Linked DNA regions of Mus musculus: all the other regions are linked to region 1. Evidence: chromatin loops called from intact Hi-C (ENCODE). Cell type or tissue: left cerebral cortex. All regions are shown on one strand. Links, peaks and the distances in the headings refer to the core of each region. The heading gives the core; the rest is flanking DNA.

Region 1 (5,473 bases), core at 142-5,141:
AATTCTAATAAATGAGAGAAGTCAGGCGGAAATAATCATGTATTAATTCTCTGCATTACAAAATCTTTTCAGAAGCTATTATCAGAGCAAGAGGCATTGCGGTCTGAATTCAGGGTGGGAGAAGGCCTTTGTGCGGCTGAAAGCTATTGTTCCCCTCTACAGATGAAATTGTACTTGCAAATCTGCCATTCAAATAGCCACAAAAAAAAGCTTATATGAGCAGAAGAATCTCCCAAGAAATAATTATTTTTAAGCATAAACTTTAATGAAAACAAGTTATGTGCTGTTTTTAAAAATAGGCTGTTTGTTGAAAAATCTCAGGCATATACATAAGTGAATATACAAAAGATAATAACTTATTTGCTATCTTGAAACACTCCTAAAATAGTTGTTCTAGAAAAAAGCGCTCTGTTTTAAGATGAGGGAAGATTCATGATTTTGATGTTGAAAAGGAGGAGAGAGTTCTTTGAACTCATTTTTAATGTTGCTTGTTAACCACAACAGGGTGGAAGAACCAGCTAAGCTAGCAGAGAAGAGGCCAAATGGATCTATCCAAAGAGGGAACCTGCCCCCTTGCATTTTTCCGATCCACTGGCTGCGTTTTCTTTACATCAGAACTCAAAACTGGGCAGCGGGTACCCTCAGAACACTTCGCAGGCCAATATTTTGGCTTGTTTAGTGCCTGAGGCCTGGAGTGTTCAGGAGTTTTCTAGGGTGATGTCCTGGTATTGGAGAGGGATATTTGGCCGTACTGTCCCAGTCCAGTCCTGAACTAGCCCCAACCCCAAGAATCAACTACCTTCAAGACTGAAATATCTTATTTTAGCTTAACTCGCTCTCATGCCCGTAAAGGCCTTGGCTTTGCCCAGCTTTGCCCAGCTGGTCAATACCGGGTTGTGGAAGGAGTCAAGCGCGGGACTAAGAAGCTGGATGGCGGCAGTCACAAGTCCCCTCCCCCACACGGGGAGGCTGACCCTCACAGGCCTCTGCTTTCTCACCCCGGTTTCCCTGTCCCTTCCCCCTCACTAATTCCCAAGATCTCTGTAGAGGTCGTGGAGATCAGACCATGGCGCAGGACACAAAAGGTCGTGGGTTCCCGGGAGCCTCCAGTATTCACAGCCCCAGAGGGTCCTAGCTGGGACAATGCCACAGCCCAGCCTCCCTGGCCACAAAGCGCGCTCGCAGGAGCCGTAAATGTCCCCAACAAGGCCCGTACCCACCCCAAAATACCAAAAGCACCGCAGCGCTACCGTGGCCGACTAGCACTCCCCAGCTGGGCCACTGTGCACTTTAGGAGTGGAGCATCTAGGCTGGGGGCTGGTGGGCACTAACCCTAACCTCCTTTCTCTGCTTCCTCATATTTGCTTGATTCCTAAAATCTGTCATCCTGGCTTGGTGAAAACCATTTGGACCACTAAGCCCTTTACACCAGATCGGGAAGACTCTCGGTTTCCAGCAGTAACACGCAATGCCTGGTACCTAAGAAAGCCCGAGGTCTGCTGACTTCGATGGACAACTGAAGAACTGAGCAGAAACTGAGTGGGATAGGACCCAGGCAGGCAGAGGCACGGTGAGGCTCGACAGGTGGACTGCAGTACACACCTAGTTCTACCACGTACAGGGCCCTGGCAATCCTTATACTGACCCCTCTTCTTTAAAGCAGTCCAGCCTGGAGCGTCGCGTTGCAACGAAGACGCAAAGGGACTTCGGCTTTAAAAGTCAATGATGCTGATTTGGGGGCTACCCAGATGTCTGGGGGCGCAGCTTCTTTAACCGCAAAACAGGCGGGTTTTAGGAACCAAACCATTAGTCAGAAATGAAATAAATAAGCTCTTGTTCTAACAGCTCTGAGTCAGAAGTTTTTCTGGCGAGTACGCGACCGCCCCACCTGGCGCGCCCGGGGGGTGGGGGTCTCGGATAGATAAGGGTGGGAGAAAGTGTAGGATCCCTCTGGGGCAGGGAGGTAGAAGCTCAAAGGTGATTCTTGGAGAGGCTGGGATTGGGGAGTCAGAGGACTCCTCACTTTCCTGGGCCGCCCCCACCTGCTTCTCTGAACGCTCCGCCCCGGGCCCACTTGGTCCTCTTAACTCGCCGCCAGCTGGGACTATCAAATGGCACAGAAGCACACCCGGGACCCCAGAAAGGAGAGAGTAAAGAGATCTCCAAAATGCTGCCAGAGGAAAACGTCCCCAGACCAGTCCCCTTTATGCTAGCTGCTCATCTTGTCCTTCATCCATCCTCCCTCTTTGCTCATCATACCGTATGTCTCCATCTCCTCTCATCCTCGAGGCCGTTTTCTTCAAGTTCTGAATTTCCCAGAGGCCCAGCCTTATGACAAGCCGAGAGGAGTACTCAAGAGAAGTCCTACAGACCACTATCCCATTATCCCTTGGGGAAGTCTCCTCTGTCTCTCCCTTCTAATCTGTGCGCTCAGAAAGAACTACCATCGTGGGCACTCCGCCTCAGACCCACCTGGAGATAATTCCAAAGGTGGTATTTCCTGTTGGCCGGACCTTTGACATGTGTCCTGTGGCAAGTCAGTTACCCTCTGAACTAGGCAAGACGCCCAGTCCTGTATCTGGGGCCCTCAAGCACACCCTCAACCCTTGGAAGGTTCTGTTCTGCGCCCTGCCAGCACTAAGCTTGGTGATGGCCGGGGGGGTATCTACTCTTGATCCTTTCTGCCCCACCCCACTCTTGTCTCCTCTGCCAGGGCCCACCCGACCGCCCCTCTCAGTGCCACGACAAGGCTGGCCATCCCTGGTTACCTGCAGCAGGGAGGACGCTTGATGCCCAAGAAAGCAGGAGGTGGGGGTGTGCGCCCTGCTAAGCCGCTTCGGGGCTCAGCGGCCGCTGGCGACAGCGCCATCATCGCAACCAACTGCTTCCCTGCATTGAAGCCACTGACGAGAGGGGCCATCCTGCTTCTGACCACAAACTTCTCAGGAGGCGGGTGGAAACAAAGGTGCCGCGCGTCCCAGCGGTGGCGCGCCGTAGCACTCGCTCCGAGCCGAGGGTGCAGGCAGTTCTGCGAGGCCTGCCGGTGCGGCCCGGCGTGCTCCGCCCCAACCCGGCCCCCTGGCTAGGCGCACCGGGTCCTGACGCTGCGTGGGCGGGTGCAGGGCCGGGCTCGGGACGGTCCCCGCAAGGCGGCTGGCCGCGCGCGCAGCTCCAACCGGCGCGGGCGCCGCGCCCCGCCTTATATCCGGCCCCGCGCGCACCCGGCCGGCGACGGCGGCGCGGCTCGCGGCCCAGCCACCGGTTGCTATAGCGATGTCGTTCCCCCCCCCCCCCACATGTTGCTGACAGCAATTGGCTAAGGGGCCGCGGCTCTCCGTACACCCTCATCCGCCCAAGACTATGAATGGACATAAGCTTTGTCAGTCATTGGTACCGCGCCGGAGCCTGGGCCTTTACCGGTTCTTTCTTTCAGTCTTTCTTTCTTTCATTCCCGAGTTGCACTTCTTTCTGGCCAAGTTCAGAGTAGCATTAGGGTGAGGGAATGAAGCCTCAACTAGAAAAGTCGCCCCTCATGGCCCTACTGTGACCTTTGCTTATGGCAGGGGAAGTATTTCCTAGAGACTCTCCAGGAGAAAAAAAAAATTACGGTAAACCGAGCCCGTTCTCGCCTTTCCAAACAGAAGCACATTAATTACCTAAGGGACTCCCCCATCCCCATCCTCCCACCACCACATACTGTACATGAACCCCAGTTTCTAAGACTCAGATGCTCATAGGGAGCAGTCTGTTGAAAGCAGGTGCTAATGAGACTTTGCCACCACTCGGTCCAGGCCAATTGTGGGACTACCAGCCCAATATGTTTGACTGAGGCAGCAGTGAAAAGCATTTCTTTCTTCATCTTTAAGCTCTTGTCATCACCGTAGATGGCCGCCCGACCCCCCGGGGGCCTGTGTGTAGGATACAGGACTACCTTTCCAGTCGCTGGAGCCTACCCAATTACTTGACGTGAGCGCAGACCTGGGGCAGGACTCCAGAGGGTTTATGCTAGCCAAGCGGTCTCTAGAGTCCTCCTCTGGGTTCCGACTCTCTGCATGAGGCTCCCGGACTTTCCCTTCCCACAGTCTTCCTCCCCAACCCTTGTTTGGCCCCGGGCATGGCCACAGGTTGGACACCCTGGTGCGCTGCGCCCCCACAGAGCGGCCAGGAGCCTAAGAGCGAAACCCAACATCTGTGCGTACAATACGCTCTTCAAGACCCACAGCTGCAGGAACAAGGGGAAGAAAGGAAAGTGTGGGGGAGCAGATTTTGTCATACACAGATGACAGTCTGCGGAGGGCTCTTTTTCAGGAAACCCCGACGCATCCCCCCCCCCAATCCCTTCTCCTGCCGCCTTCCCATTGTTCCCGGCACTTGGGACAGCTGGAGACGAAGGCTTGCACGGTCGACACCCCCCCACTCCCACCCTGCTGCCTCACACTGAGAGGCTGCAGAGCCAATTCCTGGACCCTAGAACAAACTCCGCAGCCCCCACTGCAGGCCGGGCCAGGAAAGGCTGGTACCGCCTTGCCTTTTCATCCACCTGGGCGAAGCCCCAGACCTGCCTAATGCAAGAGGCTGGAGCTCCACAGCCTGGAAAGGACCAGGCTCCCAAAAGGAGGGTCCAGTGCTACCAAGTGCTTGCTTAAGCTGGTGCTCTTCCCAAGGACGACTTCCCCTGGTCACCGGCTTAAACTCTTTTGTTTAGCTTTAATTTACAGGGGCTGAAGGAGAGATTCCCCAGAGGCCTGAGACGGTGGCACAACCTGCACCAATCCTGTAGGCCTGAGTGGTTTGGAAGAGGCAGTTGGTAACTTCATGGGAAAGCTGAGTTTGAGGGGTGGCAAAGAGTATAAATTGGGCTTTCCCCAATAGTCTCTTGGGTATGGGATGCCCCTATGCTAGAGGATAGGCCCTGCAGACCCTCCCCCCCCCACACCAACCCTCACTCTCCCATCTCACCAACCCCCACTCACCCCACCCCCTGCTTAAAATCGGTTGCGGCATGGCAACCCGGAGGCGCTCCATCAGGTTTGCTAGAGTGGTCCCTTTCTGTTGCGCCCTCAACAGGCCCAGGACTCTGCAGGGCACGGAGGCCAGTTAGCTAAAGGCCTGTCCTGGCAAAGACCAGGACCGAGGTGTTTTTTCTCAAATCCTATAATCATCCTCAGAGCCCAGCCTACTTGAGTGCCCAGTGCCTTGCGTTCCATTCCCAGGAGGAGCTCTGGCACAGGAGAACATGAGACCTGGAGTCTGAGGAGGGGACCTGCCGCCCTCATCCCCTCTAGCAACCGGGCCTCTCCATAGCAACAGCCTGTGTGTAAGCTTGCCTCCAGCCAACACCACCATCACCACCCACCACTACCTCCTCCTCTTCTTCCTCTTCCTCCTCTTCTCCCTCCTCTTCCCTCGCTTCTCTTTTTCCCCTCTTCTCTGTTCTCCCCCGACTGGACTTGGAAAATGGATCACAGAATAC
Region 2 (5,473 bases), core at 244-5,243, 170 kb before region 1:
ATGCAAGCAGTTCCTGCTGTGGCCAACAGAGGGCAGTAGATCCTCTGAGACTGGAGTTACAGATGTTTCAGATACTGTGTGGGTGCTGAGAATTGAACTTGGGTCCTCTGCTCTCTAACTCCAATTTTAGGTGTGTGTGTGTGTGTGTGTGTGTGTGTGTGTGTGTGTGTGTGTGTTTGAGAAATCACACTACCTTCTGCAGTGGCTGCACCAGTACCTTCTCCTACTAACTGCATATCAGATCTCTTCTCTGCTCACATCCTCTCCAGCATCTGATGTCTTTTGTTTCCTTGATGAGAGGCATTCTGACTGTAGTGAGGCAGACTCCCAAAGCAGCTCCCTGCTGCTAAGGCTGCCAAACACATTTACAACTATTCATCGTCCATTTTTGCTTCATACATTGAGAATTGCAGTCAGTTCGTTTGTTCAATTTATTTATTGGTTGGCTTGGTTCTTGGTATTTAATTTTCAATTATTATCTGGAAATTCTACCCACATACACAATGTATCTCATCTTACCTACCTCCTAGTCTCTCCCTTCAACTCTCTCTGCCATCTTTCCAACTTCATGCTTTATCCCTTCTCATAGCATGGGGTGATCTACTGAGACAATGGGCAAAGGGTGTCAGATCCCCTGAAATTGGAGTTACGGGTAGTCATGAGCTACCAAATGGGTGCTGGAAAAACTTGTGCCCTCTGTGAAAGTAGCAAGTGCTTTTGCTTTCTGAATCATCCCTCCAGCCATAAGTCTTTTCTTTCCTTAACCCTCCTGCAAACACATCCTTACTGGGCCCCGTGAACAGAGCATCAAACATGGCCTCTCCTACACCTGCTTCCGCCAGCAACTCCTTTCCTCACGTATTGTTTGCCATCCTTGATGCTTACGGAGAGCTCAGCTGGTTGTAGACAAAAGTCCCTAATGGCTCAGGAGCTGTGCTGACAGGAACTGATTCTTCCACTCATTCTCTTAGGTTAAACAGCCTTTCTCTCCAGGAGGGTTGGGAAATTGCTCAACTTCTCTGTTCCCACAGCGCTCAGACGGATCCTATCCATCCACATGTTCTGAGTCGACCCAGGAGCCAGAATAAGACAGACTTGTCCAGTGTTTGTTTTAAAAGTTTTTCCCGATGCCAGCAGCTCTGGTGCTGAACATTCCCTGATTATGGTAAATTTTCATACCCAGCCATTGTTAGGGCCTCATCTGCAGCTGAGCCATGGATTTCCCTTCCTTTGTAGGACTTAAGGTTTTTTTTTTCTTTTCCTTTCTCCTAAATCTCTTCCTCCTCAGCCCCCAACTTTTGCTATGAACTCCCAGGAAGGCCACCTCAGCACAGAACAGGAAAAAACTCCCAGTTGGTAATATATACCTGTACATACATACAGAAACCAGGAAGTTACAAGGGGAAGTCTTCTAAAACATTCTGTGTCTTTATATGAGAATTAGCAAAATCCTCCTGACAAAGACATTTAAATGACTGCCCTCTACAGTTACAGAAGCACACCACAAAACTAGTTATTCAAGAGCAAGATTGAGTTAGAGAAGCAACATGGAATATGCATTGAAAACTTGATAATATGAATGTAGGCTTTAGGAGTAAGCCTTCTGAGAAAACTTGATTTTTATTCTGTAACAATTTAGGTGACACAGTAAATAAAATGAACACTATAAGATAAATGCTACAGCAACAAATCCAATAGGTATGCTCTGTGTGTGTGCATTCCTACATGTGTGTGCACCTCTGTGTGCACCTGTGTATACACCTGTGTGAAGTTGTGTATACAACTGTGTGTGTACACCTGTATAGACACCTGTGTGTGCACCTGTGTGTAAGCCCGAGTGTGCATATGTGTGCACCTGTGCTTGCCTCAGCAGAGGCAGAGGTTGACATTGGGTATCTCCCTTCTCTTGCCCATATCCACCTCACTTTTTGAGACAGTCTCTCACTAAACTTTGGGTAAAACTTTGGAGAAACTGGCTAACCAGTAAGGTCCCTGGATCTGCCCTTCTCTGTCCCCCAGTGCTAGGGTTACAGGCACCTGGTACCATGCCTGTGCTTTTCCTTTTACTCAGTTTTCAGGGATGCAGACTCAGGTCCTTATACTTGCACAGTAGGCACTTTATCCACTGAGCCATCCTTCCAGCTTGCCAATGCTCCTAAGGAATGAAGAGTTAAGAAATTCTCTGAGGAAATCCAGTGGTGACCCATGAACATCTGCTACCAATGCTGAACAAACCCCAAATCTGATCTCTCTTATAGCAACTCCCCACCACTAAAGAAGAGTTAGATGAGGGGAAGAGTGTGTCCAGATGAAAGCCCATGACCAGCTCTAGCCAGATCCCAAGAACAATTTCAAAACCAAGTGCTCTACATTAGATGCAGTGCTTTCATTATTCAAAGACTTAGAATACTGTAAGAACATCACAGCCATCCCAGTTTTCTCAGTGGCATCTATAATTGGACATTTTAAAGATAAACTACCTCATCTACATTTAAACATGAAATTACAGCTTACAAACACATTATGAGATGTGTTACTGTGGGTAACTGATGTGTGAAGAGCAAAGAGTCTTTCTTTTCCTCCTCCTTCTCTTTCTCCTCCTCCTCTCTCCTCTTCCTCCTCCTCCTTCTCTCCTCTTTCTCCTACTCCTGTTAATTCTTTTTTCTGAGACAAGGTCTCACTGTGTATCTCTTTCTGGCCTGAATTTCCATATGTAGTATACATAGGTGGGAAAGATAAGCCTGCCTCTACTTTCTGAGTACTGGGATAAAGACATGCACCATGAAATCAGGTTAGAGAAGCTGAACATTTTAATGTGCTTTCTAAACTCTAATATGAGGAGCCAGGCATAGATGTGCCTGGGATGCTGAGCTGGAGGATGGTGATTTTGAGACCAGCCTGAGCTGCTGTCTACACTCGTGTGAGTTCTGGGGATCGAATCCATGTTGGCAGGTTTGTGTGGCAGGGAAGGCTCTTCACTGGCTGAGACATCTCACCAGCCCAGTCCTGAATGAATACTTTACTTTTTGAAGTGAGGTTTTGTGTTGCCTGGACTGGCCTCAAATTTGCTTTATTATTTTTTAAAATGTGTGGCGACTAACATGGGTGCTGGTATCTGGATCTGTTTCTCTGGTAGAATGAACAGTAAGTGCCCCTAACCTCCAAACCAGCTATCCAGACACAGATAAAACATTTCAGGAGAAATCCCTCATTTGTCTATGTAGCTTAGTGACAATTTTTATTCTACACCGAGAATCTAAGTGCTTCACAAAGAAAAACAAAATCTCTTCCCAGAGCAGTTTCATGCCGCAACCTTTTCAGTGGTCACAAGAGGGAGCCTCCACAAAAGAAAACAACTGCACAGATCACTGCATGCTTCTGAAGATTCACTCACACAAGCATGCTCACATGTGTGTGTCTGCACACACTAGTACCCGCGCTCACATATAGAAACATACGTATGCACAAACAGTTCACATACATGCTCACACAATCATGCATGCTCACATACAGGTACTTGCACACACACACATACATGTGCACAATGCATGTGTATTCATATGCACTCACATGTATGCTCACACCAAAGCACATACCCATTTGAATATTTGTGTGCACCCACATGAAAATTTGCACATATTCATACAGAAGTAAATTGGTGAGTCTTCCTTTATGCTCAAATGAATTGAGTTAACATGGAGTTGCAGGTTGAGAGGATGACAGCCCTTATCCTGTCCCCTTGGTAATTTTAGTGAGGAGTGGGAGCTTTGCATCCAGCAGTCACTACTCAGTATCATGACCCTACAAGTGGCACATCAGAGAATGCCAAAGACAGTGGTGAATGACGGGTCATCTCCTTTCCCACACTCATAACAAACAGTGATTTGTGTTTTGCTCACCTGCACATTTGATTCCCATTTTGTTGTTGTTTGTTTGTTTGTTTTATCTTTCCTTTCTGATTTGTTGAATAGGAGCCAAGCCCTTCAGAGATGCAAAGCTTCTTGGGCCAGTAACACTTCTAACATCCCTTGGATAGCATCCTCTTACTTACTAGCAGTGTTCAAAAATGTTCTGTTTCATAAACTGCCACTTTCCTATCATGAGCTATTTTTCCTTTCTAAAGTTGTTAATCATGAATTATAAATTTCTCCTGTGTTGAACATTCATTACTATCTACCCAATTTCATTCTAGAAGAATGGTGGGAGACAGGAGAACTGTTAGTCTCATGGAATTGTTTCACTTACAAGAGCCCACCAAAGGACTCAAAGGCAGTTGTACCAAGGAAAGGCACTGATAACAACTCAGGAGAGCTCCATAACTGGACTCCCACGAACGATTTGCAGGCAGCAGGACAGCAGAAGAGCCTCTTCTTCTCAGTAGCTATCACAGCTTATATGAGTTGAGAGAGGTTCGTGACTCATACATTTCATGACCTTCCTGAGATTTGTGAGCTGTCAATTCTGAGTTTTGCCAGTTTTGTTTACTTGCTGAGCCTTAAGGAGCTTTTCCCTCCTGTATGGAATGTTCTAATTAACAGGAAATGACTGTGTAACATCTCTATTGTTAGGTTTATTCCTAGGTATTTTATTTAGTAGTTTTGGGGGTTTTGTGGACTTAATGTGTTCCTTTTTCAGTGAGTTTGTCACTGATGAATAGAAAAGTGTTGGGTGCTGGGCATGAGGAAATAAGGTTGGGGGGACCTACATCCCACCAGAGCTGGGGAGACTGGATGGGCAGACATGGGAGACAGCCACGGGGCCCAGCAGTACTGCTGCCAGACCCTGCTCCAGGGGATGGGGAAGGCACAGTCTCAACCCAGACTCCCATGCACCACAGACCACTGGGTACCCGTGGAAGAGCTGGCTTCAGGGTTTCTGGGTCTCACAGAGGCTAGAGATAACAGGTTCTCAGTCTTGGACATCTCAGGCACCACTAGATGTCCAGGAAGAGCTGAGAACAAAGTGGGCGCCCTGGGGGCAGCTTGATCATCCCTGGGGCCTAAGTGAGAAGGGTCAGGGGGGAAGGCATTGGGTGGTTTCTGGGCAGGCAAGAGTCTGGCTAGCTCAGGCTGCTAGCTTGGCGGGTGACTTGGGTTGGCTGAGGTTAGACACGTGGCTCATTAGAGGGAAACCTGCTCCATTGCTCCAGCCTGGTGGATCCTGATGAGAAGAGACGGTCCATGGTTTCAAGGTGTTTATTGTAGAAAGGCAGAGAGAGGGAGAAGAGTAGAGAAGTAGAAGCCGGACATGGCCATGTGGAGAGAGGTGGAGGTTGGGGGGAGAGAAGGAGGGTGAAAGGTGAGAGTAAGAGAAAGAGAGAGAGAGAGAGAGAGAGAGAAGAGACAAGCGAGAGAGGAGGGGCCAAGCAGCCCCTTTTATAGTGGGCTGGGCTACCTTGTTGTTGCCAGGTAACTGTGGGGAGGAGCATGCCTGGCTATTGCCAGGTAACTGTGGAAGTGGAGTCCAGACAGCC
Region 3 (5,473 bases), core at 244-5,243, 120 kb after region 1:
GCTAGTGTAGAACATTGGAAAACACCATCCACATGGTCAAAGCATCCAGGTTTACCTTCATGGTTTATGTATGGTTGAATGAGTATTCCTATGCAGCAAGAGATTTCTTCTTAGGAGTTTAGAGGGTAGTCTGATGCTGCATCCAAGGCTCACTTACGTCTAAGGGGGCCAGCCACTGGGCTGTTCCCTGCAGGCAGTCACTGCCATGTAGCTGACCATGTGATAGGTTTTTTTTCATAGCTTGGTCTTTACATGACAATCTGTAATATCATGTATAAACCTATGACATTCAGTCTTTGCAGGGTGGTTTTTGCAGGTTCTGGACTATACATCAGCATGTGGCCCTTGAAGTGTAGATGAAACTACAGTTTCTGAGCTGCTGGTCTCATATGCTGTAGCCTTCCTGGTTTAACTTAGGAAAACTATGAACTTCAAGGATTTTCTTAACTTTTAAAGGGAAGTATGAATATGGGACATGAAGACTTCATTTTTAGCTGCCTGGAAGAATAGCTCCTAGCCCCGAAGATCAAAGGAATGAAGAGTGAACACACACCCTTATCCATCCATCTACTCTTCTATCCATTGACCTGTCTACCCAACCAATCACATGCTCATTCATTCTTCCATCTATCTGCCTATCACCTCCTTCTGAATTGACTTGCTGATCCATGTATCCTCCCTTCATCCATCTCTCCACCCACCTGTCCATAAGCATATTCATTTACATATCCACTTAACCATGCATGGATCCAATCATCCGTTACCACACATCCTACAATGACTGACTGAGAATGGATTAGGGGTATATACTGGGCTAGCTACTTGGGACAGACATGGGTCCTCTTTTTGTGACTATTTAACCTGAAGGGCTTATAAGACCAGAGCCCATTTTTTCTCCTGTCCTAATTATAAAGAAGCAGAGGCCAGCAGGAGTCACATGATTCATTTAGTGTTACCAGAGTATTGGTGACAAAGCCAAGTGTTCCAAAACTTTCTCCACAGCATTTCCCTCAGCACATGTCATTCTCTGTCTGTATTCCATGTGCGATCAGATGAGGATTCATAAAAGTTTATGAGGTGAAGACTAATGGACTTCTCAACACTTCTCAAACATTTGCTTTATGCCCCTGTGCTCTGGTTTCGTTTCCCACACTTTAATTTACCCTCAATCAATCAAAGTGCAACACTATTAAATAAAATTACAGAAATTAACTTATTGGTATTATAAATTGTGCGGTGTTCTGAGAAGTGTGATGGAATCTTGCACTACCCAGCACTGTCCCACTTGAGATGTGGCCAAGCTCTTTGTCCAGAGTACTCAGGCCATATATGCTATCTCCTCATTGGTTACCTAGCAACTATATCAGTTATCAGATCAACTGCTTCTATATCCAAGGCTTGTTGTACTTAACTGTGATCACAACCATGGGGGGCACAATGCTAGTCATCTAGATGGGTCAAAGAGAAGCCAAATGCTTCCTTTAAATGAAGTAGAGAAAATTTTCAATTTAAGAAAGAAGACTGTATGCTGGCTTGAGGTAAGATCTACGGTAGGACAGAACCTTTTGTGCATAAAACTGTGATGAAACAAAAAGAACTTTCGGTTTGGCTGATATACTTCAAACAAAAAGAATCCTGGCTACAGTGTACGTTGTGTGCTTGGTTCCAACAGAGAAGACAGGACATGACAGGATAGCAGACATTCTTGGAAACTCTCAGCCCTGGAACACATACTCCCCTCGGGGGGGGGGGGGGTCCCTTTCATTTGCTAGATCTTAGAACAAGCTTAAGAAACTAAAACTTTAATTTTCCCCATGATGTCAAGGTGGTTTTAATTATTATTTTGAGACAGGGTATTATGTTGCCTAAACTGGTCTTGAACTTACTCTGTGGACAATGAGAACTTCCGTCCTGTATACCTTTACCTCCACAGTGCTGGGATCACAAGCATGAGTGAGCATACCAGTTTACATGGTGGTAAATTTCAAACCTAAGGTTTTGTGCTTGCCAGGCAAACACTACCAATGGAGCTACCTCTCCACATCACCCGAAAGAGCTTTTATTTGAGATATCAAGCTTTCCGTACAAACATTTCTTGGTGCCTCTACCCATGAGGAGGCTCATGCACGTGACTCTGCTTGCTGGGCCTCCCAGCATGACTTGTGATACCCAGGGTTTGTTCAGAGAGCTTAGAAATCCAAGTGGGTGGGCAGGGGCTCTGGGTTTACAGACTGAAAACCCCACCTTGACCCTTTTCACCAAGTAGATCCCTTGTGGCCTCTTAGTTCAATGGGAGTTGTGTGTTTACACCCAAAAGAAAAGCATGACACAGATGTGGGTAGCTCTTCTCAGAAGAGGTCCTAGAGAGAAGAGACTTGCAGGAGTTGGCAACCATTCACACCCTGTCCTAGGAGACCTGTGGACCTTCTTGCGGTGGCTGAATTTTAAGTGTTTGAAAAAGGGTGGGTATGGCCTGCACATAGCTCTCAGGAAGTCTTGGAGCAAGCTGTGGCAAGAAGAAAAGCAAGTGAATTTACAGGCCTTAGATGGGAACTCAGGACACCACTGACATCTTCTGCTTGCTTATACCTAGGCTTCTATGTTTATAGCAGGAGATGAAAAAATGTACAGAGACCACTTGGATGACCTTGCTCAGGGTCCAGCATCCTCGTTCTGATGTGATGTGGATGGAAAATTTCCATTCAGGTTCCAGTATTAGAAAATAAGTCCACGCTAACTCCTTTTCAGCCAAGGTCTTAATTCTGGAACTCAGGTGACTCCAAACACAGATATTCACAGAGCCTTCCCATTTGTCTGTTTTTCCATCTCCTCTTCACATCCTTCCCCTCCCTCCCTTATCCTTTAAGTCCTGGTAAATTCCTGGCAACTCACAGAGGATTAAGTCACCCTAATTTCAGGAGCCTATCAAGTTCAGAAGAGATGTGTAAGTGTGACCCCTAGTGGCTGCAGGAGAGGCAGCGGTGCAGGTGTAGGAACCACCCAGAGGCTGAGATCCCGCAGGGCTGTGCAGGAAGGAAGAGCTTGCCCATGGCCTCACAGTGGACCTTCCCTGCAGTGTGCTTTGAGTGATTCTGCCTGCTCTGCTATCTGCTAAATGACCTGCTAACATTCTTTTGGACCACACTCAGGATAGACAATCTCTCTGAAAATCCCTATAGTCCACTTTCATCCATGCCAGTCCTTCCTTCCTTCCTTCCTTCCTTCCTTCATGTCTGTATAGGATGACCTATTTGGGAGCCTCAGAAAGTCCTTTCTACTCCCAACTACCATGAGAAAATGCCCGTTATTTCTGAGGTAACTTTTTATGTGGATTTGGGTGAGGCCAGTGGCTGAAGACAAATGTAGCCTTTTGTTGGGGTTCAGTTCTCAATGTCCAGAGGACAAATACACATTGGAGATCCCAAGGCAGAGCTATCCACAGAGATGGGTGTGGTGTGGCTTTAGCTAAGTTCTGGAATGCTTGAGTTTGTCACAAATCAGTCCTCTCATAGGCAAATGTGAGTGGATATTAGCACCTGTTTGGCCTCAGTTGTTGAAAAGCTCCCCTTGTAGGCAAAGAACACAAATAGACATTTTTTTTTCTAGAAGGAATGCACAGTGCCTGGCAGGTAGGCCCGGAGGAGTGAGCATCAGTTTCAGCCACAGACTCCTCTGGATGACCAGTCATGCGAGACGGTCAAGGACAGGGTAGAGAGATGAATGCTCTGAGGTAGCATGGACTGCTTCCCACTTCTGGGACTAGAGGAGTTTTCTGGGAAGGAAGATAAAGGACAGGAGTCTGGGGCTAGTGACAATGTGCCATGGAGGGATTGTGCCCTGGATGGGTGCTGGGAGCCAATGAAGTCTAAGAAGAGTAGAGGCTAGACTGAAAGTGCCAGAGTTACCCAAGAACAAGAAGGTGAACTTTGAGAAGAATGTCCTTTGCCTTGGTGGACCTTGGTAGCCCTCACCCAACACTGAACATGCTACAGGACATGGTGCTATGGTGGTTAAAAAAAATCTCAGGTGTGTATATCAAGAGCTTGGCTTTTCTCATGGCTCCTCAGGTCTCCTCTCAGTATGTCTACCCTTCATCCACAGAGGGACAAATACCTCTGGACCCAACATCAGAGTCAGCAGCTCAGTGGACAGTAGTTTCAAGTGAGCTGGAAGGAGACCTTGGCTCCAGATGCCAGGAGCACATGTTACAAAGGTTGATGGGAGACCTTTCTGGTTCTCCAGCCAACCTTCCTTAGGTCCAAAAAAGCTGTGAGAGGAGATTCAGTATATAGGCCAACATCTGACTCTAGAAACTACATCCTCAAACACTTCTCCAAAACAGCCCAGATGTCCCATGGTTGGCTCCATCTGGCCCAGGGGTGGGGAGAGCAGCTGCCCCATGGTTAGCTCTACTTCCATGGGGATGGGGAGACCAGTGGAATGAAACATGGGATAGTAAGTTAGGAAAGGATTTCTGCAATATGTACTTATATCCACAGCCTGACCTCTATCAAAGTTACAGTGGCCTATTGAATCCTGGTCAATGTCACTAGAGGACAAATGTGACAGAGACTGCCTCCTGTGGTTCTGTGATTGATGCCCTAGCATCTTACACTGGGATCTTAGCCAGGGCTCAGTCCTCCTAGGAATTTGTCAGTAAGTTAAGGGAGGCCAGGTCCTGGCTCCCAATGGTTATTCTCAGGGGCTTGTGGTCCAGGGAGACTTGAATGCAGGGGATGTTTGTAGTGATGTGTCTGTTCATGGCAGAAGGGCTATGACTCCTGCTGGGACCACAAGGATCAGTGTGGTTTCTGTGCAGCCTTGTTTCCTAGATGGGTATTTGTTTATATGTTTCTTTTCAAATACCTGGGAAGAGCATAGCTTCAAGCAAATATCATCAGCTCACGCATGTGCCCTATACATAGGCACTTGTGCACACAGGCACACATGTGTCCTACACATAGACACTCATGAACACATGCACACATGTGTCCTACACAGACACTCATGAACACATGCACACATGTGTCCTACACATGGGCACTCATGCACACATGCACACATGTGTCCTACACATGGGCACTTATGCACACATGCACACATGTGTCCTACACATGGGCACTCATGCACACATGCACACATGCACACATATGTCCTACACATGGGCACTCACATGCACACATGCACACATGTGTCCTACACATGGGCACTTATGCACACATGAGCATATGCACGCAGGGCTACATCCAGCAGCCACCATCTTTCCTCTTCAAAATCATACATATTTCATAAAGCTTCATGCAGAGTGTGTGTCTTCTGATTTATGGTAATTGTCAACAAAAGCAAAAACATGGACAATTTTAACCCTGCAATAGCTAGGAGTTAGCTGGCATGAAATTACACTGTTGTTTTTCTTTTCCTTTACAGTGGGGAGGAGGCTCCAAAAGACTCCATCAGATGAACCTCTGGGGGC

Evidence for each region. Peaks named below come from ENCODE experiments on the same cell type or tissue, not always from the same donor. Only the 100,000 strongest peaks of a DNase experiment are listed, where the experiment ranks them.
Region 2: a loop joins it to region 1, with 2.0 times the contacts of the local background. A loop is called at or near these places in 3 of 42 quality-filtered maps.
Region 3: a loop joins it to region 1, with 2.1 times the contacts of the local background. A loop is called at or near these places in 3 of 42 quality-filtered maps.

What each region holds. Positions count from the first base shown.
Region 1 is chr12:117,151,594-117,157,066 of GRCm38, reverse strand. The region is part of intron 12 of Ptprn2 (protein tyrosine phosphatase, receptor type, N polypeptide 2); the gene reads right to left. Among named protein-coding and RNA genes, the nearest start is that of Gm10421, 3.1 kb to the right of the region's middle. In left cerebral cortex, for the core only: CTCF peaks have their summits at 2,946 and 4,532; DNase peaks (open chromatin) are centred at 2,131, 3,235 and 4,119; H3K4me3 peaks cover 3,461 bases; H3K27ac peaks cover 2,875 bases.
Region 2 is chr12:117,325,162-117,330,634 of GRCm38, reverse strand. The region is part of intron 1 of Gm5441 (predicted gene 5441); the gene reads left to right. Among named protein-coding and RNA genes, the nearest start is that of Gm5441, 9.1 kb to the left of the region's middle. In left cerebral cortex, for the core only: a CTCF peak has its summit at 3,273; no DNase peak of the experiment used is centred there.
Region 3 is chr12:117,032,933-117,038,405 of GRCm38, reverse strand. The region is part of intron 12 of Ptprn2 (protein tyrosine phosphatase, receptor type, N polypeptide 2); the gene reads right to left. Among named protein-coding and RNA genes, the nearest start is that of Gm10421, 120 kb to the left of the region's middle. In left cerebral cortex, for the core only: a CTCF peak has its summit at 2,984 (motif pointing left); a DNase peak (open chromatin) is centred at 2,961.